3 separate regions of the Homo sapiens genome follow, and regions 2 and 3 are each linked to region 1. Evidence: chromatin loops called from intact Hi-C (ENCODE). Cell type or tissue: endothelial cell of umbilical vein. All regions are shown on one strand. Region 1 holds the start of MIR1252 (microRNA 1252). Region 2 has its middle 97 kb from the start of MIR1252. Region 3 overlaps PPP1R12A-AS2 (PPP1R12A antisense RNA 2).

Region 1 (8,000 bases):
ACATCTTTGCCATTTTCATTTCATGTCCAAATGCTTCTTAGAAACATACAACCTTATTGGCATTAACATTTTGACATTTTATGTATAGATCCTCTTCTAAATAGAGTTTAGGTTTATATTCATATTATTGTAGTAAAATAACAGATGATCACTATTTTTTCAAAGATTAAAAAATATGACTCAGAAAAATGCGAGCATTGGTAATTTAGTTTTGGGCTTTGTCAAATATCTTTTAAAAAACTCAGCTAATAATACACTAAGGCTTCTCATACATAATTTGTATTGTTGATTAAAACCTAAGAATGGAAAGAAAAGGCTAAGTCTAATTTTTTTGCTAAAAGAATGAGTAAAAAGTAATCAGCCATGTTAATATTTCAAACAGCAAACTATTTGAAATGCATTTCTGCTTTGAAAGGAAAATTTGAGATGAACAAGTTCTATTATACACTATTGATAAAGAAAGAAGATATAAAAGGTACAATATACTCTTAAAAATGATTGCACTTTCAAGGAAACATAAAAGAATAGCTTCTTTTTTGGCCAGTAAGAAAACTGAAGCCCTGTGTAGTCATAAATAGCAAAAATACAACGAAAATCCTAATATGTGTGTGTGTGTGTTTTCTCTTCTTCAAGATTCCTATAATATCTAACAATGATATATTTGTAACTTACTCTGAATTGCAAAGCATGTATCAATTGTCAGTTATCAAAAGTGTCTCTGAAAATTTGAGGTAGCAAAAAACAAAGAAACAATGAACATGTTCATTTAGTCTTCCCTGCTTTTACAATTTGTCATTGAAACCTGTGTCTTCCTCCTAATCATATTTTCTTAAATTGTACTTTTATTTAGGATTTGGTGATTGAGAGTTTGCGTTTTCTGTTTGCTAGTTGATTGCTTAGGTGGCCAGGTGGTTGGTTTCTCTTCATCCAATTGCATACAATGTATTTCTAAAAGGATTTTTAAGGAAATGTGGAATATCATGTAGTAATATGCCCTGTTGCTCATTCCTCCTAAATCTCTCTCTTATCTCCACCTCTGCCTCCTTTCCCGCAACCTGCCTTGGTTTAGGCCCTCACCACTTCTCTACTGATGACAACAGCCTCTCAAAGCCCAGCCCCCTTGGCTCCTGCCTTGACGTTACTACCAATGGCCTCATCCTAAAGCAAAAATCTCATTATGCCTCTCTCCTGTTTAAAATATTTAATTGGTTTTAATTAGCTTCTCACTACCTTCATGATGAAATTCGAATTCCTTAGAATGCTCTGCAAGCCCTTTCATGACAAGGTCCAGGCCTGCCTCTCCAAATGGCATCACTTGTAAATGGCATCATTTACCCTATGCTCCAGCAGTAATAACACTATGCATTCACACAGGGGAGGTTTTGTGGGTGTCAGTGCTCTCCCTGAACTGTCATCATAGTATCCCCCCACTCCCACCCCCCACTTCAACCTGGAGAACCTCTAAAGTTGTGCTTTTCTGTTTTTCTTTTGCATATCATGTCCTGAGAATCTTGTTAAAAAGACTTTACTTCTGTGGGCCTAAGATGGGGCCCGATGTTCTGCATTTCTAATCAGTTCCCAGGCAATGCTGGGAACACATATTGAAGACAAAGCTGAAAAACCTTACTCTACCGTTACTCCCTCTGTGAAAAACTCTCCTGCAAAGCTGATCTACACAAAGCGTCCTCTTTCTAATGTTTATGACTTGTATATAGAACATGTACAGGTCTTCTTAGATGTCTCATGTCTTATTTAATTACTTGGTTATAGGTCTGTCCCTGTAATCACTTGTCCATCATCAAGGGCTGGAACAGTGACTGCTGCTCCTTGTAGTCCCAGCGCTAACATTTGGTCCAGATGTATAGGAATTTCCTAGAAGTATTTTGCATGGAAATTAGCGAAAATTTTTCACTTGGTGCCCGAATGATCATTTCATAAGGTGTTGTTAAAAATGTCCACTGGATGGAAGGTTACACTAACTTTTTAGCTCTCAAATTCGTGGTTTTTCTTTATGTTATTGACAATCTCTCCAATGGGGTTTTGGTTAGGGGGAGGCTTAAAAGTAATTGATTTATGATTCTTTTAACCAACATGTAAGTCAAGAGGCTGGCCAAGAGTTTGAAGAGCCCGAACCTGTTAGACAGTAAACCAATTATCTTTGTGACCTTGTGGGTGACTTCACCACCCCCACTGCATAGCACAGCCCTGCCTGTTTCCAAAACACCTGGCCTTGCACAAAAGAATGAAGAAAGAGCCAAGGCACAGAGAATATTCTCCAGCAGAGAGTTTGGGCAAGAAGTCTTAAAGATGTCTGAGTAGAGAGACAATTAGTGGAAACAAACATCTGTCCAAGGTCTCTCCCATCATGTCATGAACTTGACAAGAAAGGCCAGCAGTAACTCTTCCAACCGTGGTAACCAATGGCCCTGAAATGTGTTCAATATCAGGTATATCAGAGCCCGAGAGATAAGAGTGGTTTTCAATGCTGTATGCACGTTAGAATCACCTGGGAAGTGATATTTGTAAAATATGAACACCTGAGGCCCCACCCCAGAACAGCTAATTCAGAATTTCTGGGGGAATGGCCAAGGGGTCAGTAGATTTTAAAACTCAGGTGATTATACTGTGAAGCCAGAGTTAACAACCACTGATAGAGGGTAGTACCTTCTTCCCCTATAGGTGCCTCAGAAGTGAACATCTAACTTCAGCTTACACATCCCACTAATTGACCACTGAGTCTTACTTATTTTAGGCAAAACGAAACCAATAGAAAGTTTTGCCTTTTCTCTATGTAGAAGGGACTAATGATTCTATAAGAATTTTTAAATTTCTACTCACATTTCCCATCACACAGTTGTTGAGAAATTGGTAAGTTGAGAAAAAATGTGAGGTGTAGAAAGAAGGAAATTGAATTCATTTAGAAAAGAGAATTCCAAATGAGCTTAATTTCCTTTTTTCTAAATCTTAATAATCTACCTTGCTTTTCTTCTCCTTCCACTGCACCCTTTCTCCATGAATTCATCAGTCATAGTGGTAAGCTCACAGTATCCGGCAGCAGGTCAGGTGGGATCACACTGGCTAACAAAGGATCTGAGGGTACAATGCAGAAGTTGCCAGATAATGGGATTCAATTACATTTCTAAGCATAGACTTCTCCAGTGTTGGCTGTTACACTGCCCAATGTGGAAAAGCACTGCTTTATCTACATGGCAAGTGCTTCATACATTTTAGTTGAATCTGACTCGGAGTACCTCAATTTTTTTAATGAAATATTTGAGGTCTACAATAGTAAGTATAAATAATAATATAATGAAGACTCTTGTACCTATCACACTAAAGAAATAAAACCTAACATCTATAATCAAAATAGCCTATGTCCTCTTTATCTCCTTTCTCTCATTCTCTCCTCAGAGGTAACTGTTACCTTGAATTTATGATTCCCAACCCTGTTTTCTCATTTTGTTTGTCATTCCAATGTATGTTTTTATGACACACACAGTTTTGGTTTTGTATGTTTTCAGCCATATAAATGGCACTTTACTGTATGTATTTTGTGCATTTTCAAGCTTTATATAAATTGTATCATATATCCTTCTGCAACTTGACTCCATATTTCATTCTTGGGATGTATCTGTGTTGATTAAAGTAACGTTGTTACTTTTTATTGCTGTATAACATGCCATGGTAGGTAAATACCCCAGTTGGTCAGCTAATGGATTTTTGAATTGTTTCTAATCTCTTGCTGTCACAGACAATACAACATAGCTCCTTGTGCAAATGTGGGTGAGTATTTCTAGATATTTACATAAGAGTGGGATTGCTGGAATGTAGGGTATGCACAATTTTTAAATTTCCTAGATGTATTAAATAACACCCCAACCAGAAGTGTGTGAGCTTTCCTATTGCTCATATCCTTGCCATGTTGGCACTGTTAGACTTTTAAATGTTCAGCCAATTTTAACTGGTGAGTTTTCCCTTAAAAACCCTGAAGAGGGCAGCATATCCTGGTAATTGCTGCATCTTATACCTGCATTCCAGTTTATGGGTCCCTCCCTTCTTTACTGGTTGAAATCCTTTGACCTCAGTTACTCTTCAACCCACTCTCTCACCTCAGTCAGCTCTGGGCAGTATCTTAGAAGGACAGACAATATAACACTATCTCAAAGCTGAAAGTTACCTCCAGCTTTTTCATTCCACATTCCTGGCACACTTCTGTCCTCTGACAAGGAGGAGGTAGGGAAACAGAAACAAGTCAGTCTGGAATTAAAACACTTTTTCCAGTTCAAAGTAGCACAAGAGAGATATGATGTGAGTAGAGAGTAGTCTTCCACCATTCTAAAGCAGTGGTTTGTAATCTAAATAGAAGGGCATTGCACACTATCAAAAACTATGCTTATGTAAATGGGAGAAATACTGAGAAGTAGGAAAAAGTATTGCAAAGTGGTAGTAGCATTGTTTTTCTTCTAGAATAAAAGATATTTACTCCTTTGCCTTCTCAGTTACATTGTTCCTGGTTCCCTAAGGAAAAAAAAAGTGTTCAGCTTCAGAACATCTCCTAGAATTTCTCTCGTTTAATACCAAGCTAAAGTCCTGCCACTTCCAGAGTTCCACAGTGGGAATGCAACCTTCACAAAGATGCTTTCCTTTAAACAAAGCAGATGTGAAATTGAGCCATGCTTAAAGATTTGACATGGCTGCTTTAGGAGGGAATTTATTGTTAGTACTTTCAAAGTAGACCTAAAAACACCACTCTGCTTTTTTTATTCCTGAACTGGATTTTAAGATCGTATTGCTTTAAAATAAATGAATGAATAAATAATAACATTTTATTTTGGGGAGGAGGAAGTAGAAAAATAAATATGAATTGTTTTGGAATTGATTGCTATTTTGAGTTATTAAATTGTTTTCCCATCCATTGTGGTAGATGAAACTTCCTCCAAATGAGATCTGCTGCTTTTTCATTACTGTCTTGAACTCTTTTATATGCTGGTGTGTTTTATAAATTTCTAAGGTGCGCCATTTAGAGAGTCTGTGCTTCTGAACTGTTTGACCATAGTTTCCTTGTTCAAGGAACACCTCACTGGAGTTCAAAGGTCACACTTTGGAAAAATGCTAGCATAGCTATTCTAAAGGTGGCTACACCATCATTACTAACCATTCTGGCCAGAAATTCACAAGACCCAATTATATGTCATCTTGACTGAAATTCTTTCATGATAGAATATCTGTCTTGACATGTTGGTTGGTATACATATTGCTCTTGCATTGAATGCTGTTATGGAGACATTTGAAGCCAGTCTAATTTTTGCTTTATCCAATGTGACACTTTTTTTGTTTTTTTGTTTTCTGTTTTTTTTTTTTATTGTTGGTGGTGGTGGGTGTTTTTGTTTGTTTGTTTGTTTTCTCAAATTCCCAAGGAATGTCTTTATACTTGAATTGTAAGTATTCAATCAGGGCTGTGTTAAGCATTCTGTTACCAGTATTTCCTAGAACATGGTATGTTCTTTCAATCTATAAATGTGGTTATTCTTTCTCTTTAGTGAAATTTCCTTGTGTGGTATTTGTGAATACTTTTCCTGTTCCATTTATTGAAACTTCTCCTTCAGGGACATCAATTTCCTCATGTTAAGTGCTTTTGAACTCCAATCTGTCACCTTCTAATTCCTTTGGTTCCCTTGTATTTACAAGCCATTCCTCGAGGCCGGTAATTTTATTTGCAGCCATGTTTATTTTGTTCCTTGCTCTGTCACCTTTTAAAAATTCACTCTATAATATTGTTTTTGTACTCAGCCTCCTTAGTTCTGTAACCTTCCTGGGGTTCTGTCAACTCATCTTTGAGCTCTTGTTTTTCTGAGTTCATGTTCTCATTAACTTGATTCATAGTACAAAGCACTTCTGAGGAATTTTGTTTTGTTCTTTGGACTATGTTTTCTTTAAAAGAGGGAGTTTCATCTTTCTTTTGCATGCTATGTTCCTTTCTTTTAAGGTTGATTGGTTTTGTTTATTTTCATTTGGGAGCATTGCCTTAGCATGTTTGGATGTTTGTCACTGATTTCCCCCATCTTACTCATACCTGAACGCTTTATCTGGATCTTCTCTGTTCTATCTAGTATAGGTGACTTATTGACTCAATTTCCATAGACTCTAACTTTTTTCCCCAAAGCTATGGTTAAAGAACTTGATTTTGGATACCATCCACTTAACTGCAGCCTAAGGAAATGGTGCAGGGAGTAGAGAGGGAAGGGAAAGCTCTGCTGAAGCTGTGTGACATCTGAGTTAGAACTCCTGGGCTCTGCACTTTTGGTTGCTCGTGCTCTCTCTCTCTCTCTCTCTGGGATTTGTTAGATACTTTGAACTACATTTTAATCCCTCTCTTTAATCAGAATACATATCCATCCTGAAGGGGAACACTCTAGGATTTTTTAAAATCATTCAGCAAATTTTTATTGAGCCCCTCTCCTTTGCAAGGCACATTCTAATCTAGGTGCTGGAAGTAAGCTGTGTGAACAAATGAGACGATTCCCCTTTCTAATGAGTTTATATGCAATGTGGTATCTTTACCGATACATGCTCTGTCAGAAAGAAGCAGCCCACTTCTGTCCAATAGCCAATCCACTACCCTTCAGACAAAAATGAGAAAAATAAGGATAGTCATTTAGTTAGTTTCTCTCCAGATCTGAAGACTATAGTGAGGTCTTGAGAGTTCAGTAATTCACCAGTAAGGTTCCAGGGGCAGGAAGGGAGTTCAGGGTTAGAAGCTACACTGTACCACTCCAAGATCTGTTCTTTTGTGAGCCAGCATTGTATGTGTGTGTGTCTGTGCGCCCACACATGTGTGCACACGTGCATGCATGCTTTGTTTTGTTTTAATGTCCATATTATTAGGTTACAGTCTTTTCCTTATTTCATTGCTGACTTATTACTAGAAAGGAGGGAGCTAGTGGTTTTCATTGTTGGTATCCCTTGTTTTTAGTTCTGAGAGAAAGAGAAAGAGAGAGACTCTATAATCTGCTTTCATTCTATCACCTGAGCCTGGAGGCCTCAACTAGTTCTTTTAACTCTAATTAAGCCTTAGAGTCTGCAAGTATAAGACAGCTGTGAAGTAGCTCTGCCCTCAGAATTTTGTAAGTACTTTAAGACATAGACAAACACACATACACACAACAAAACAAAACAAAAACATAAAGCTGAGGTGGTTTGGTTGGGTTCCTTGCCAGCTTAGCCTCTTACTCTTGGCTAAAAAACATTTCAAGGACTTAAACTGTGGAATAGTTCTAAGAAATTGCTTAGTCTTATCCCTGGACACTGCAAAATGGATTGCCTCAGATCTAAGAAACCCATTTATCAGAAAAATTCTTCAATTTCATGATATGTTATGGTCGAGATGTTATTGCACAATCCCACAGAAATCTAGTCCCTCTCCTAAATATGCCGAACACCTATACAGATGGAGGCAAGCAGAGAGAGGAAGGTGAGAGTGAACACTTGTTCCTGAAATCTCCCAAGATACCGGCTCTGGGTTAGCATTAGAAGGCCTAAGCACCTGGATCTATTAACCTAAATAGAAAAAAGAAATAACCAAATACTTGTTGAAATAACCAACAAGTATTTGGTTATTTCTTTTTTCTATTTAGGTTAATAGATGGAGCATTACCTAAAAATGAGATGAAGCATCACCTACAAATGTCCCTCAAACAAGTCATACTTAGTTCAGATTATAAAGAGAGTATTTGATAAATGCTGTACGTATAAGGGAATTCGAATGGCACTAGCTTACAGCTTCTTGTGTCACTACCATGCCTCTAATGCAATTTCCCCCATCTAGAAATGTAACCCTCAGCCAGTTGCCTTGAAAGCTGGTTACCGTGGAGATGATTATCAGTATTATGATGACCTATTTAGAAGAATTTCTGCATCACCAGAAAACAAATAACCACAGAGAGAGCCTTTCAAATGAATCATGCTCTTTCTCTGAAAGTGCCTTTACAAACAAATGCCAT
Region 2 (8,000 bases), 96 kb after region 1:
GAACAAAGTGCCACCAGCAGAGTAGGAATGTTGTGAAATGTTTTAACTATAAAAATCACACGGCACTGGATTGATGGAGAATACTCAAAAGAATGTGCAGAAAAAGACCTCTACCTTGCAGAATGCAGCCCTTCTGGAGGTTATCCAAGTTCACAGGTAATTAAAACATGGAGGAGCTGGGATGAATAGTTGTGGAAATTATTGGGTAGCTGCTGTAACAAACACATCCTGAAATCTCATTGGTTTAATACAATAGACGCTTCTTTCTCCCACTTGTATCATGTGCAATCAGCCGCAAGGATGAGTGAGAGCTGCAAGATGGGGGCGCTGTTGCATGCTTTCCTTCAGTTTGATGGACGCTCTGACATCTTTAAACTATAATTTTAGGTATTTCCCTGGGAAGAAAGGGAGGAAGCAGTAATGCCTTTAGACCAGGGCAAGTGAGGCTTTTCTCCTGGGTCATGCCACTCCGGGATCCCTGTGCTTTGGAGCATCTTCCTTGACATTTTCTAAACCTGGTGTCTCGAACTGCCCAGAGACAGTGTCTTCCATGCAGGGCACTTCAAGTCTGGACCTGGTCTAACATGATTATGGTCATCAGAATCTCCTCTCTGAAATGTCCTAAGCTCTCTCCCAGGACTGGGAACAGCCTGAGCTGGAAGTATCATCCAGGTGAGGCACCCTGGGCCAGGACTGAGTGGGTTTCAGTCCGGTTTCTCCCCTTCGGACTATTCTGTGACTCCTTCCCATATCTTTGTTTTTTTTTTTTTTCTAATGTGTCTTTTCTTTTTTTTTTCCTGGCTGCTTTTAAGATTTTTCTCATCACTACCACTTTTCAGCAATTTTATTATGAGTTGATGTGGCTTCATTCGTGTTTCTTATGTTTGGTGTTTGTCATGCTTCTCATATCTATAGGTTTATAGTTTCATCAATTTTGCAAAATTTTGAGTCTTTTTTTTTTTTTCAAATATTTTTCTCTCCCCTCTCCCTCTTTTCCTGGGAATCCAATTACATGTAGTTTTGACTGCTTGATATTGTCCCACAGATCATGATGCTCTGTTGTTTTTTTTTAAGGCTTCTTGTACTCTGTGATTTCTTTTTCTTTTTTTGGCAGTCTCGCTCTGTCGCCAGGCTGGAGTGCAGTGGCGTGATCTGGGCTCACTGCAACCTCCCCCTCCCGGGTTCAAGCGATTCTCCTGCCTCAGCCTCCTGAGTAGCTGGGACTACAGGCATGTGCCACCATGCCAAGCTAATTTTTGTATTTTTAGTAGAGATGAGTTTTCACCATGTTGGCCAGGATGGCCTCGATCTCTTGACCTCGTGATCTGCCTGCCTCAGCCTCCCAAAGTGCTGGGATTACAGGTGTGAGCCACCGCTCCCAGCCTGAGCCATCGCACCTGGCTTTTTTTTTTTATTTTTCTTTTTTTGAGATGGAGTCTTGCTCTGTTGCCCAGGCTGGAGTACAGTGGCACAATCTTGGCTCACTGCAACCTCCACCTCCCAGGTTGAAGCAATTCTCGTGCCTCAGCCTCCTGAGTAGCTGAGATTACAGGCACTCACCATCACGCCCAGCTAATTTTTGTACTTTTAGTAGAGACAGGGTTTCACCATGTTGGCCAGGCTGGTCTCGAACTCCTGCCCTCAGGTGATCCACTCGCCTTGACCTCCCAAAGTTCTAGGATAACAGGCATGAGCCACCACACCCGGCCAATCAAAGGCTAATTTAATTCCAATACTAAGATAACACTCTAGAGGTTTCTTCCCAATGTGTTGTATATAATGAAATCTTTCCACTATGTCTGGTGGGCAGATGAACTATTCCTAGCCTTGAGCTCCAGCCACGATTGTTCCTACTCCTTTCTGATGGTTGTTATTCTGGTCTTGGAGAATTTTTTTCTCACACATGTACAAATCAATACTTAGGACCCCTCTGCAGCTCAGCCTCTCCTTCCCTCTTCTTCCTTCCCTCCCTTTCATTTTTTCTTTCTCTCTCTCCCTCCCTCTCTATGCCTTTCCCTCTCTTGTCTCCTTTGGGAATTCCTTTTTTTTTTTTTTTGAGACAGAGTTTCACTCTGTCACCCAGGCTGGAGTGCAGTGGCACAATCTCGGCTCACTGCAAGCTCCGCCTCCCAGGTTCACGCCATTCTCCTGCCTCAGCCTCCCGAGTAGCTGGGATTACAGGCGCCTGCCACCACGCCCGGCTAATCTTTTTGTATTTTTAGTGGAGATGGGGTTTCACTGTGTTAGCCAGGATGGTCTCGATCTCCTGACCTCCTGATCCACGGGCCTCGGCCTCCCAAAGTGCTGGGATTACAGGCAAGAGCCACCAGCCCAAACAGGAATTCCTTTTATGAGGAGGTTAGTTAGCTAGATGGTGTTTCATAATTCTTGTAGGCCTTCTTCACTCTTTTTCATTCTTTTTTTCCTTTTGCTTCTCTGATTAGGTAATTTTATATGTTCTGTCTTCGATCTTGTTAATTCTTTCTTCTGGTTGATCATGTCTGCTGTAGAAGCTTTCTAATAAATTTTTTAATTCAGTTATTGTATTTCTAGGATTTCTATTTGGTTTAAAAAATTGTTTCTATTTATTTATTAAATTTAGTATTTTGTTCCTGGGCTGTTTCCCTAATTTCATTTAATTTTCTATCCATATTTTTTGTGATTCCCTGAACTTTAAGAGAATTATTCTAACTTCTCTGTCTGTCATTGTATACATCTTCAATTCTAGGTCCATTGGTTCCTTTTAATGGTGTCATATTTCCCTGAGTTTTCACAATCTTTGCACCTTTACATTGATGGCAGTGCATTTGAGGAGACAGTCACCCCTTCAAGTTTTTGTAGGTGTTCTTTGGTAGTATTAGACCTTTACTAATTAGTATCAGAACTTAAAATCTTGGACTGTTGTCTCTTCCCATTCTAGGGAGGACCTATAATGAGCACCAGAACTAAAACACTGCAGTGGAAGTGATTCATTGTCCTGTTGTTATTTCCTGCTCTGGGGAAGACTTACAGTGAGCACCAGAACTTAATGTTGCTCCAGAAATATATTGCTGCTCTGTCGTTGTTTTCCAGGATGGGGAAGAATAAGTGGGCACTGGAACTTAATCCTGACCTTTTAGTTGTTTCTAGGCCAGGGAAAGGCTCCACACAAGAACCTGGGCTTAATGAAAACTCTGACCAGGGAATTGAGGCCTTCCTGTGAATTGTGCCCCCTGTGGCACTATGGCCCCAGCCTGTCTCTTTATCATGGCATCCCTGCTGATGGGAGCACAAAGTATCCATCAAAATCCACATGCTATTTGCTGCAATCTGTGTCCTGCTCTTTGTGTGCAGTTCACTCTGGGTGGTTCAGCCCTCCTTGCACCCCAGTGATTCCTATGGGACAGGACTTGAGTAGGATTCCCTTGAAGATTTCCAGACTGGTGGGAGATCAAATGTCCACCTCTGATTCCCTTCTCTAACCTGGGAAATTCTCTATAAGTGATGTTATGCAGGCTTGCCAGAGGGGCAGCACAGTCTGAAATGACCATTTCTCTTACAAGTCATAGATTCTCTCTGTCTGTGGGCCCAGGAGGTTTTTCTGCTTCTCCCCTGATTTCTGGTAAATTCAGGATGGTATTCTTGTCTTGGAGTAGTTTCAAGTTGCATTTTTGTGGGGCGGGGAGAGATGCCATGGGACCTTTTATCTCACCATCTTGCTCGTATCATCTCCCTCCCTCCCTCCCTTCTCCCCTCTCTCTGTCTCTCCCTCTCTGCAACTCCATTCTCTGCGGTACTCTGACCCACAGATTCTTGCTACTTTGGCCTCCCCAAACTGTAATCTGTCTTTTCACTTAATGGAGAGTGCCAGGTTCTATTTGGGCCCCCTCCCTGTGCTGTGTCCTGGAAACTGCCTCCAGGCAATAAGCTGGCACAGTCACAAATCTAACCTTATTTGTTTTCCTTCTCCCAGAAATATATCTCTGTGCTGCCTATTATCCAATGTCTGAAAACTGTTGTTTCATATATATTTTGCCCAGATTTTTAGGTAAGGTAAGAAAGAAAATCTTTTCCATTTATTCCACCCTGGTCAGAAACTTCTCAATGTAGCTTTAATTTACATTTCTCTGATGCTGAATTCTTGATCAAAGAGTATACGCATTTCAAATGTTGCGAATACTGCCTACTTGCTCTCCAGAAAAAGTGTTACAAATTTATATTTTAAGAATTTTCGGGCCGGGTGCAGTGGCTCACACCTGTAATCCCAGCACTTTGGGAGGCCAAGGCGGGTGGATCACCTGAGGTCAGGAGTTCAAGACCAGCCTGACCAACATGGAGAAACCCCGTCTCTACTAAAATTAGCCGGACAAGGTGGTGCACACCTGTAATCCCAGCTACTTGAGAGGCTGAGGCAGGAGAACCACTGGAACCCAGGAGGCGAAGGTTATAGTGAGCCAAGATCATGCCATTGCACTCCAGCCTGGGCAACACGAGTGAAACTCCATCGCAAAAACAAAGAAAAAAAAAGGAGTTTTGGAGAGTATTTTCTTACATTCAGGACAATCCCAGTGATTGCCAATCTTAAAACATTGGATATGGATAGGCAGTGATCGGAATAGGAAATACAAATGCCTTTACACATATGAAAACATGCTCAACCCAATATGGAATACAGAGACCCAAAGCACAAAATTAGGAAAAAAAGTAACTTAGTGGAAGGAGAGACCATGCAAAAACAGAAAATATCAATATGTTTTGTTTTTTCAGATAGAGTCTCGCTCTGTCACCCAGGCTGGAGTGCAGTGGTGCGATCTCAGCTTCACTGCAGCCTCTGCCTCTCAGGTTCAAGCAATTCTCCTACCTCAGCCTCCCAAGTAGCTGGGATTGTAAGCGCCCGCCACCATGCCTGGCTAATTTTTGTATTTTTAGTAGAGATGGGGTTTTGCCATATTGGCCAGGCTGGTCTCGAACTCCTAACCTCAGGTGATCCGCCCACCTTGGCCTCCCAAAGTGCTGGGATTACAGGTGTGAGCCACCACACCCAGCCAAACAATATGTTTTTGATCAGAGAAGATAATGCATTCATAAAAGAAGACGCTATTTTTTAAAAGAGACATTTCTGAGAAAAAAAAATGCTCTCATAAATTTAAAATGTGATCACAAAAGTTAAAAAAAACAACAACAAGAAAAACCCCAAGAAACAAAAGAAGGGTTGATAAAAGTTCCCATAAGTTGTACACTCACACACACTAAAGGACAAAGATATGGGAAATAAGAGGAAAAAAAAAAAAGATTAAAAAAAAATAATGGAGCCAATCCAAAAAATCCAGTGCTTACATAGTAGGAGTTTCAGAAACAGAGAATATAGAGGAGGAAATTATCAACAAAATAATTCAGAAAAATTTCCCAAAACTGAGATACTAGATTGAAAGAGTCCAATGAGTGCCCAATACAGTGGATGAAAATAAGAATGAAACATATTATGGTGACATTTCAAAACACTAGGACCAAGAGAAGATTCCGTAAGTTTCCAGAGAGAAAGGGAGAGGAAGAGGAGGAGACGGAGGAGGAGGAAGAGGACAAAGAGGACAGTGAGGATGAGGAAAAGAATGTGGTGACCATACAAAGAATCTGATATGAGAATAACATTGGACATCTCAATAGCTATACTGAAGCTGGAAGACAATGGAAAAATGACTTCAAATGATATCCAACTTAAAATTCTATACCCAACCAAATACCAAGCAAGAGGATGAAGGTGGAATACAGGCATTTTTAGGCATTCAAGATCTCAAAACATATATATATATATATCCCATTAACTCAACATTAAGTGAAACTGATGAATGTGTTCTACCAAAACAAGGAAGTAAATCAAGAAAGAGGAAAACAGGATATTTAGGAAAATAGGAGATCCAACACAAAAGGGAAGCAAATGGAATACCCAGGAAAAAGTGAAGGATGATCCCAAGATTACAGTCATACAGTAAGTATAGAGTCCAATCAGAACAGTGTTATTCAATTGACTGTCATATTAAGAAGTATCATGAGCAAGATTCTGCTTCCTTTTTGCTATTATTTTAATCTGAGGACTGAATGCCCAAATAAAGCCTGGCCCAGATTTTCATATATACTTGGCTTATTTGAATCATGTGCAGATGCATCTCTTCGCTCCACACCCTGACTCTTGGATTAGCTAGGAATACTAATTTCTCTCCCGTGAAATGTTTTGCTTTGACCTATTCCTGAAAGTTTGAGGTAGGCCATAGTGAGCTCGTAAGCAGAAAATACAATGCAGCCTTTTCCCCTATTCCTATTGGACATCCAGTACCTGAACATCCACATTCCTTCCAGATACCTCAACTGTGCTAAACCCTGTTTCACTGCATTCACTCATGACCGTGTCCCCTGACATCCCAAAAGGGGCTGAGGCCAGGCTATAGTCTAGTGATTCTGCACAAGTTGTTTCCTTGGAAGTTTTCATCTAATAGTGGCAATATTGACTTTTCCTTACACAGCTAAGTTTGTGCTTGCTACTTAGTTTCTTTAAAATTAAACAATGTTTTCTTAAATTATACAAATATAGGTGGTACAGCTATACAGAAAAACATCATAATAAATACAAAACTCGTATAGCATTTCCTTTGGAAGGGAAAAAATGAATGCAATTAGGAAGAAACACAGAGCTTTTTCTAAAGTGTCAGTAATATTTTGATCTGGTTGGCATATACACAGCTTTTCATTTCCTTTTTATTTTATTATTATTATTATTATTATTAATATACAGAGTCTCGCTCTGTTGCCCAGGCTGGAGTGCAGCGGCACGGTGTTGGCTTACTGCAGCCTCCGCCTCCCAGGATCAAGCGATTCTCCTGCCTCAGCCTCCTGAGTAGCTGGGATTACAGGCGCTCGCTACCATGCCCAGCTAATATTTTTTGTATTTTTATTAGAGACAGGGTTTCACCATGTTGGCCAGGCTGGTCTCGAACTCCTGACCTCAGGTGATCTGCCCACCTTGGCCTCCCAAAGTGCTGAGATTACAGGCATGAGCCATTGTGCCCGGCCAACTTTTCATTTTCTAATTATTCTTTAAAATGCATGTATATATATATATACACACAGATATGTACATTTTATATACTCTTCCATGTGTGATATACTTCACAAACTTTACAATAAAAAAGAAAAAAACACATAACAAACAATATTCATAACTGGAAAAGTTGGCCATAAAATTGAATGCATGCTGTGATTACAACTATGTGCCTTATGTGACTAGAGGGGAAAGAATGGAAGGCAGTTATATCTAAATAAGAACAGTGAATTACATTTAAAAAATTACACATAATTTTCTCACAAATGCAACAGTTTTCAAGTGACTCCAAATGCATTATCCCATTTGGTCCTCAGCATTCTGTGAGGCAAAGATTTTTAACAACCTTCATATTAGTTATGAAGCAGAGGGCTCACATAGTTTAACAAAGTTTCTCCATAATCTGACAGCCAAGGGTAGTGGGCCTGGAATTCAATTCTCAGTCTTCTGGCTTTAACTTTGCCCTTTACTCTGTCCTCCATGCCATACAACATCTCTATACCATGCTATTTTCCTACCTTGGTCAAGTGACAACTTACTAAAGCTCAGCTTCTTCATCTGTAAAGTAACAATAACAATGATAGGGCTTCATTCAGAGTTATCAAGATTAAATGAAATAAATCATGTAAAGTACTTAGTATAATACCTAGCACATAATAAGTGCCCAATAGCTGTTAAGTATCAGTAATGGTAATGTTAAAATTAAAAACTAATTAGTTGAGTTCAAGTACTATTCAACTAAGCATTAGGCATGCAAGAAAGAATATGAGCTCACTGTCCAGAACAGACACATAAACAAATTCAGGAACCTATGGGAATGATGGCAGTATACAGAGGATGCTATGGGAATAGGGAAAAGGAACATTTGGATTGAGACTGGCTGGGTAAAGGCAGATGGGGAAGGCTTCCTTGAGATGTTACATCCTCT
Region 3 (8,000 bases), 320 kb after region 1:
ATACATAAATAAAAAATAAAATTTAAAAATCCAAGTATAAAGTGGACAAAATAAATTTTACCAGAGCGAATATACAGATATCAAAAAGCATATACAAAGATGTTTAACATCATTAGATATTAGGGAATTCAAATTAAAACCACAATGCATAATACTACACACCTATGAGAATGACTAAAATTTTTTTAAAATTTAAAAAATTAGTGAAAACACCAAATTCTGGTGAGGATGCAAAAAAAAACTATCACTCCTACATTGCCATTGGGAATACAAAATGATACACCTACTCTGGAAAATAGTTTCTTTTAGAACTAAACATGTGAAGGTACCAAGAACATACATTGGGAAAGAACAATAAATGGTGCTTGGAAACTGGATATTTATATGAAGAAGGAGAAAATTAAACCCCTATCTCATATTATATACAAAAATCAAATCTAAATTGAATAGAAACTTAAATGTAAGACCTGAAACTATGAACCTACTATAAGATAACATTAGGAAAATTATCTAGGTCATTGATTTGTGCAAAGATTTCTTGAGTAAGATCGCAAAAGCACAGGCAACTAAAGCAAAAAATGGACAAATGGGATCACAGCAGAGGAAACAATCAACAAAGTGAAAAGACAACCCACAGCATGGGAGAAAATATTTGCCAACTACCTATCTGACATGGGATTAATAACCAGAATATATAAGGAGCTCAGACGTCTCAACAGAAAAAATTCAAATTGAAAATGGGTGAAAGATATGAATAGACATTTCTCAAAAGAAGACATACAGATGGCCGACAGGTATATTACAAAATGCTCAACATCACCAATCATCAGAGAACTGCAAATCAAAACTATGAGATACTATCTCAGTCCAGTTAAAATGACTTTTATAAAAAAGGCAATAACGGATGCTAGGGCAGATAGGGAGAAAGTGGAACCCTCCAACACTGTTGGTGGGAATGTAAATTAGCACAGTCACTATGGAGAACAGTATGGAGACCTCTCAAACAACTAAAAATATAACTACCCAATGATCCAGCAATCCTACTGCTGGGTATAGGATCCATATAAAAGGAAATCAGTATATTGAAGAAGTATCTGCACTCCCATGTTTATTGCAGCACTATTATTCACAGTAGCCAAGATAGGGAATCAACCTAAGTATCCATCGATGGATAAATGGACAAAGAAAATGTGGTACATATATCTACAATAGAAAATTATTCAGCCACAAAAAAGAACGAAATTCTGTTGTTTGCAACAATATGGATGGAACTGTAAGGCATTACGTTAAGTGAAATAAGCCAGGCGCAGCAAGACAAATATCACATTTTCTCACTCATATGTGGGAGCTAAATGTGTTGATCTCATGAAGATACAGGGTAGAATGATCATTACCAGAGGCTAGGAAGGATACCAGAGGCTAGGAAGGATACCAGAGGTGGGGAAAGGGGGATAAAGAGGAATTGGTTAGTGGGTACAAAAATATAGATAGAAGGAATCAGATATAATGTTTGGTAGCACAATAAGGTGACCATAGTTAACAAAAATTTATTGTATATTTCACAATAGCAGAGTGGAATTGGGATGTCCCTAACACAAAGAAATGATAAATGTTCAAGAAATGTTCAAGATGATGATACCCCAGTTACCCTGATTTGATCATTACACATTTAATGCTTATATCAAAATATTACTTCTACCCTATAAATATGTGCAACTATTATGTATCCATAAAAATTAAAAATAAGAAAAAACTAAACATGCAACTACACAGTGACCCAGCAATTGCACTCCTGGGCATTTATCCTAGAGAAATAAAAATTTATATTCACATGAAAAGGTGTACACAAATATTTATAGCAGCTTTATTTATAAGAGTCAAAAATTGGAGGGCCATATGCGGTAGGCGGATTTCTTGAGCTCAGAAGTTAAAAACCAGCTTGGGCAACATGGTGAAACCTCATTTCTATAAAAAAAAAAAAAATACAAAAATTGGCCAAGTGTGGTGGTGCACGCCTGTGGTCCCAACTACTCAGGAGGCTGAGGTAGAAGGATAGCTTGAGCTCCATAGGCAGAGGTTGCAGTGAGCTGAGATTGTGCCACTGCACTCCAGCCTGGACAACAGAGTGAGACCTTGTCTCAAAAACAAACAAGCAAGCAAACACCTGGAAACAATTTAGATGTCCTTCAATCCTTCAATGGGTGAATGCTTAAAAATCTGTGACACAGGCCGAGTGTGGTGGCTCACGCCTGTAATCTCAGCACTTTGGGAGGCCGAGGCGGGCGGATCACCTGAGGTCAGGAGTTCAAGACCAACTTGACCAACATGGAGAAACTCCATCTCTACTAAAAATACAAAATTAGCCGGGCGTGGTGGTGCATGCCTGTAATCCCAGCTACTCGGGAGTCTGAGGCAGGAGAATCACTTGAACCCAGAAGGTGGAGGTTGTGGTGAGCCAAGATCGCACCATTGCACGCCAGCCTGGGCAACAAGAGCGAAACTCTGCCTCCAAAAAAAAAATCTGTGACATATCCATACCATGAACTACTCCTCAGCAATAAAAAGGAATGCATTATTAATACATGCAGCAACCTGAATGAATCTTCAGAGAATTATGCTTAATGAAAAAATAAATCCTGAAAGCTTACATACATACGATTCCATTTATATAACATTCTTGAAATAACAAAAATCGTAGAAATGGAGAACAAATTAGAGGTTTCCAGGGGCTAAGTAAAGAGTCAAGGTAGGAGTAAAATGTGTGCAGCTATAAATGGGAAACAGAGATTCTTGTGGTGTTGGAATTGTTCTGTATCTTGACTGTATTGATGTGAATATCCTAGTTGTGATATTATACTATAATTTTGCAAAATGTTCCCATTAGAGGAAACTGGGTAAATTTTACATGGGATTTCTGCTTGGTTTTCTTTTTTCTTTTTTTTCTTTCTTTTTTTTTTTTTTACAACTGCAAGTGAATCTCAAAGGAGACTTTTAGAAAACTATTAAATTACCCATCCTTAGTTTACTATTTATTTGTAAAATGGAGAAAATAATAGCTGTACTATATCCTGGAATTGGGCCGCTAAAGTTGGAAAATGCTTAAGAACTTGGACATAGTGCTACATACTTGGATTTACAGACTTCTGGATCACAGAGTTGTTAGTAATTTTCTATTTCATTGGTATCCAAATTATTTTTTTTTCTGGACCACAGGTTGGACACTGAGGAGACTGGTGGGAAGCAGAGCAAAAGGTGCTTCTCATACCTTCTTCTCTTTCCAACATCCAACCACGCTTCCCTCCCTTCTCAGTCTTGCTTTCATCTGTTTTCCATATTAGAATTCTGAGGGATTTTGTAGAAGAAAAGAGGCTTTTACTTACATTTTGAAACCAACTCATCTAGTCCCAATCTTTCACTTTACTGATCAGGAGATAGAAACCAGAGAGGTTTAGTGACTACTCAAGACACTGAGGTAGTTGGTGGTGAAGCTGAGAACAGAACAAGGACTATTGACCCTCACTCCAGTGTTTTTTCCACTAAATCATGGTGACTTGTATTTAGATTGCTTTCTCAATACTTTTGTCAACAATCAAATAGCAACACCATTTATTGTTGTCTAGAGGCATAACTTTGTGCAGTAATTCTTAAGTATATGGGTAGAATTTTTAAGCATTTTGGTAGTCATGGTATGGGATATTGTTCAAGGAGTGCCTTAAACATAGGTACATTTATTGTACATATCGGAAAAGCTTATTGGTGCCACCTAGTGGTTTGAGTGGCAGGTATCGGTAGCAATTAAGAAGACATTTCAATGCCCCACCCCACTTTTGTTTATGCTTTATCAATAGGTATACTAAAAGTCATCGCCAACTACCTCAGCCGCTTTTTTTTCTGTAACATTTTAGGTGAAAAATGCTTTTCAGAATACAAAAGAAGAGACTTGGTTTTGGGTTAGCTGTAATTTATCTCTACTAATTAAAAACTTTCTCCTTAATAGAGTAAATTATTTAGATAAATTATTTTCAAACTCAAATTACCTGCTAATTACTGTTCATTCTTAAATCAGAAAAACAGACACTTAGCACAGATCCTTAGGATTCCTGTAAAATGAACAGTTGGGTTCAGTAGGTGCTTAGAAGTACTAAATTTTTTTTAAATTCTGATTCAGATTTTTTACTAAATCAGGTATTTTTCTGTGTTTAAAAAAAATCTTGTGACCATATAAAGACTTGTCATAAGGGCTACAATTAGAATTAAGTACTCAATTTAATCATTAGAAGGTTTTAACCATGTGAGGTTTTCTAATGAGCATATATTTCTTTCAATGAAAACTTACACTGAACAGATACAATCCTTGTCCTAACATCAAAGCAATTGTCTGCAGACCAAACCCATCAGTACAACTATCGAATACCTAAAACACTTAATTACATCTTTATTCTCACCATACAATTTTTTTCTCTTATGAGGGGTCATGAAAGGAGTGAATCATGAAATAATTTGTTTGCCCAAGGTGTTATTAACTTTAGAAATTGCTGGTCTTCTGGGCTGGCCCACTTATCAAAGCCATTTTCAGAACAATTATGACAATGATGACTAAATACTTAAGTAGACAAAAGATGTTTGGCGGACAAGGAAAAGGGATGTTGTTAACTGGTCTGTAAAAGGAACCTGAATAAACCCAAGAATTGTAGGGTACAAAGGTGACCACTGAGAGGAATGGGATCAGTGACAGGAATAGAACAGAAAACGGTTTTAAGAAAAAATGGCCAGGAGTGGTGGCTCATACCTGTAATCCCAGCACTTTAGGAGGCTGAGGTGGGCAGATCACTTGAGGTCAGGAGTTTGAGACCAGCCTGGCCAACATGGTGAAACCCCATCTCTACTAAAAATACAAAAACTAGCTGGGCATGGTGGCGGGTGCCTGTAATCCCAGCTACTCAGGAGGCTGAGGCAGGAGAATCACTTGAGCCTGGGAGGCAGAGGTTGCAGTGAGCCGAGAGGTTGCAGTCAGCCAGCCTGGGTGACAGAGCAAGGCTCTGTCTCAAAAAAAAAAAAAAAAAAAAAAGAAAAAGAAAGAAGAAAAACATGAAATATCACCATCACCACCAGAAAAGAGAAAAAGGTCTGAGATAATACTTAACAGGACTGAAAAAGTTTAACTAATGGGAGGAATTTGGAAAACATATTTAAGTGTCCATTTAAAACTCTCAACCTGTGCAAATTATGCTTTCAGGTGTTTGAGACTTTTTTTTTTCTTTCTTTTTTTTTTTTTTTTTTTTTTGAGACAGAGTCTCACTCTGTAGCCCAGGCTCTGGAGTGCAGTGGCATAATCACAGCTCACTGCAGCCTTGATCTCCTGTGCTTAAGCCATCCTCCGACGTCAGCCTCCTGAGTACCTTGCACCACAGGCGCATACCATCACACCCAGCTAATTTTTGTATTTTATGTAGAGATGGGGTTTCACCATGTTGCCTGGGCTGGTGTCCCAATTCCTGGGCTCAAGCAATCCTCTTGCTTCAACCTCCCAAAGTGGCCTGAGCCACTGTGCCTGGCTACATTTATTTTAATAATTGAGAAATTTTAAACCATTGACTAGATTCATATTTTCAGACTAACAATTCAAAAAGATTTACTAAGAAAACATGATGCAAATGTAGTCCACTTTCAAGGGCAAGGATCAGACATGAAGTTTGTGGGTAGCAGTCATCACTTATGTCAGAAAATACTCAAAGAAAATCTGAACATTGGAACACCCTCAGAATTCTTTAGTTCAGTGGTTTAGATTGAATGTTGAAGACGTGGGAGAAAACGGCACGTTTTGAAGGAAAAGTACATGAGAACTTTGGTGTTGACTTGAAATTACATGAAGTAGAATGGGTATGAAGTAAGATATTGTTCAGCTCCTGGCTTCATTGCTCATGCCTTAAGCTCATGAATTCAATTTCTTCCTCTTACCCCAGTCAACTGAAAAACCAGACTGCCTCTTATGGTTGTTGTGAGGATTAAATGATATACTGTGCATAAAGTGCTTATCAATGCTTGGCACATAGTAAGGTATCAAGAAATGTTAATTTCTTTTTTTATTTATAACTAAACATACCAGATAATATTTAGCAAAGCAATCAGCAAAGCCTTCAAAGTTCTTTCCCACAGTTTTTTGGTTTCACTGGTTGCGTAGACTTGCAATGGCAAAAAGTCACAAGTTTTTCACAATACTCACATAAAATTCTTAATACCCAAAAAATCTATTATCACACATAATTATAACAAGTAGATTTTGTGCCTAGTGACACATATTTTTAAATTTTTGAATAATACAAGTTGGAAAACTAACATGTTCCATTTTGACTTGAGGTTGCAAATTTCTTAGTCTGGAGCCAACATGGAACTTCTTAAAGAATAAGGCAATAATAAGCATGTAGGCTACAAAAAGAACACTTTTATTTTTAGGATCAGTATCAAATAAATGTGAAATATTGGTGATTTCTTTTTTCTTTGTCTCTCTTTTTTTTTTTTTAGATGGAGTCTTGCTCTGTTGCCAGGCTGGAGTGCAATGGCGTGATCTCGGCTCACTGCAACCTCCGCCTCCCGGGTTCAAGCAATTCTTCTGCCTCAGCCTCCCAAGTAACTGCGACTGCAGGTGCGCACCACTATACCCAGCTAATTTTTGTATTTTTAGGAGAGACGGGGTTTCACCATGTTGGCCAGGATGGTCTCAATCTCCTGACCTCATAATCCGCCTGCCTCGGCCTCCCAAAGTGCTGGGATTACAGGCGTGAGCCACTGCACCCAGCCAATATTAGTGATTTCTAAAGAGATTTTTGTACCAAGTTTTGAGAAAAATATTCTTGCTTCTATTAATATTTTCAAAGATGTATAAATGAATACAGATGATAATTTTTAAGGATTCTATGCAAGATTTGCTACCCCTTCCAATGCTTTTCCTGTCCCAAATCCAGAAACATAAACATGCTATAACAGGCAAAATGTCATTATTGAGATACAGTATCTACATTATGGATCCTCAACATCTCCCTAACAATACTCACACAGGCTCACATTAATAAACTGTGCTTGCAGACATGTCCATTCAGTGGTTTACTGATGAACTTAGAAAAAAAAATGTTGGCATATTGGTAAAGTGCAAATATAGCCCTTTTTAAAAAAGTCTGGCAATATTTAAAGTAAAAGTATAATGTAAATTTTTTTCAAAGTGTAAAATATTGAGTACTAATTATATTTGAGAATAATGCCTAATTATGCATGTTAAATGTATAACTTTGCCATTTGAAATCTTGTTTAACATGTCCCTTATTAAGCTACTAAATGTATTTTGTGGTCCTTATATTTTCCAAGTAGATCTTTTAAAAAATTGGCCAGGTGCAGTGGCTTACGCCTGTAATCCCAGCACTTTGTGAGGTTAGGTGGTGGATCACCTGACGTCAGGAGTTCAAGACCAGCTTGGCCAACATGGTGAAACCCCATCCCTACTAACAATACAAAATTAGCTAGGCATGGTGGTGCATGCCTGTAATCCTAGCTACTTGGGAGGCTGAGGCATGAGAATCACTTGAACCCAGAAGGCGGAGGTTGCAGTGAGCCGAGATCCTGCCACTGTACTCCAGCCTGGGCAACAGAGCCAGACTCTGTCTCAATTAAAAACAAAACAAAACAATAACAACAATAAAACACAAGCATTAAGCCCATCAATACTGTTCTTTGCTTTCTGTGAATTTATATTATCTCCTGATATATATCTAACATTATTCTGTTTAGTTATTCAGTCATTCACTCAGTTTTGAGTGTGCCTCACAATATGGAGGAGTTTGGATTGTCTGTATCCCTGTGCACATATTCCAGCCAAGGCTGCAGGAGAAACACTTAGAAGTGCATTTCTTTGTTTGGGGCAGTCATCTAAACTCATCTTCAGCACAGTTATAGTCCTCCTGCTGTACTCCTCTCCCTTCCTATCTCAGGGGAAGAAGCATAAGAAGTGG

The links. A loop is a pair of places that touch in the nucleus more often than their neighbours do. Peaks named below come from ENCODE experiments on the same cell type or tissue, not always from the same donor. Only the 100,000 strongest peaks of a DNase experiment are listed, where the experiment ranks them.
Region 2: a loop joins it to region 1, with 4 times the contacts of the local background. A loop is called at or near these places in 3 of 110 quality-filtered maps.
Region 3: it touches region 1 in a loop (12-fold over the local background); 31 of 110 quality-filtered maps call a loop at or near these places.

The regions. Positions count from the first base shown.
Region 1 is chr12:79,416,363-79,424,362 of GRCh38, forward strand. The region is part of intron 9 of SYT1 (synaptotagmin 1); the gene reads left to right. MIR1252 (microRNA 1252) reads left to right here and starts at 2,895; the gene lies at 2,895-2,959. In endothelial cell of umbilical vein, a CTCF peak has its summit at 3,979 (motif pointing right); DNase peaks (open chromatin) are centred at 3,979, 6,079 and 7,959; H3K27ac peaks cover 4,619 bases.
Region 2 is chr12:79,511,936-79,519,935 of GRCh38, forward strand. No RefSeq gene overlaps it. Among named protein-coding and RNA genes, the nearest start is that of MIR1252, 97 kb to the left of the region's middle. RefSeq lists enhancers at 761-1,261, 1,262-1,762. In endothelial cell of umbilical vein, a CTCF peak has its summit at 349; a DNase peak (open chromatin) is centred at 3,016; H3K27ac peaks cover 1,380 bases.
Region 3 is chr12:79,734,552-79,742,551 of GRCh38, forward strand. The region is part of intron 4 of PPP1R12A-AS2 (PPP1R12A antisense RNA 2); the gene reads left to right. Among named protein-coding and RNA genes, the nearest start is that of PAWR, 48 kb to the left of the region's middle. In endothelial cell of umbilical vein, a CTCF peak has its summit at 3,764 (motif pointing left); a DNase peak (open chromatin) is centred at 3,740.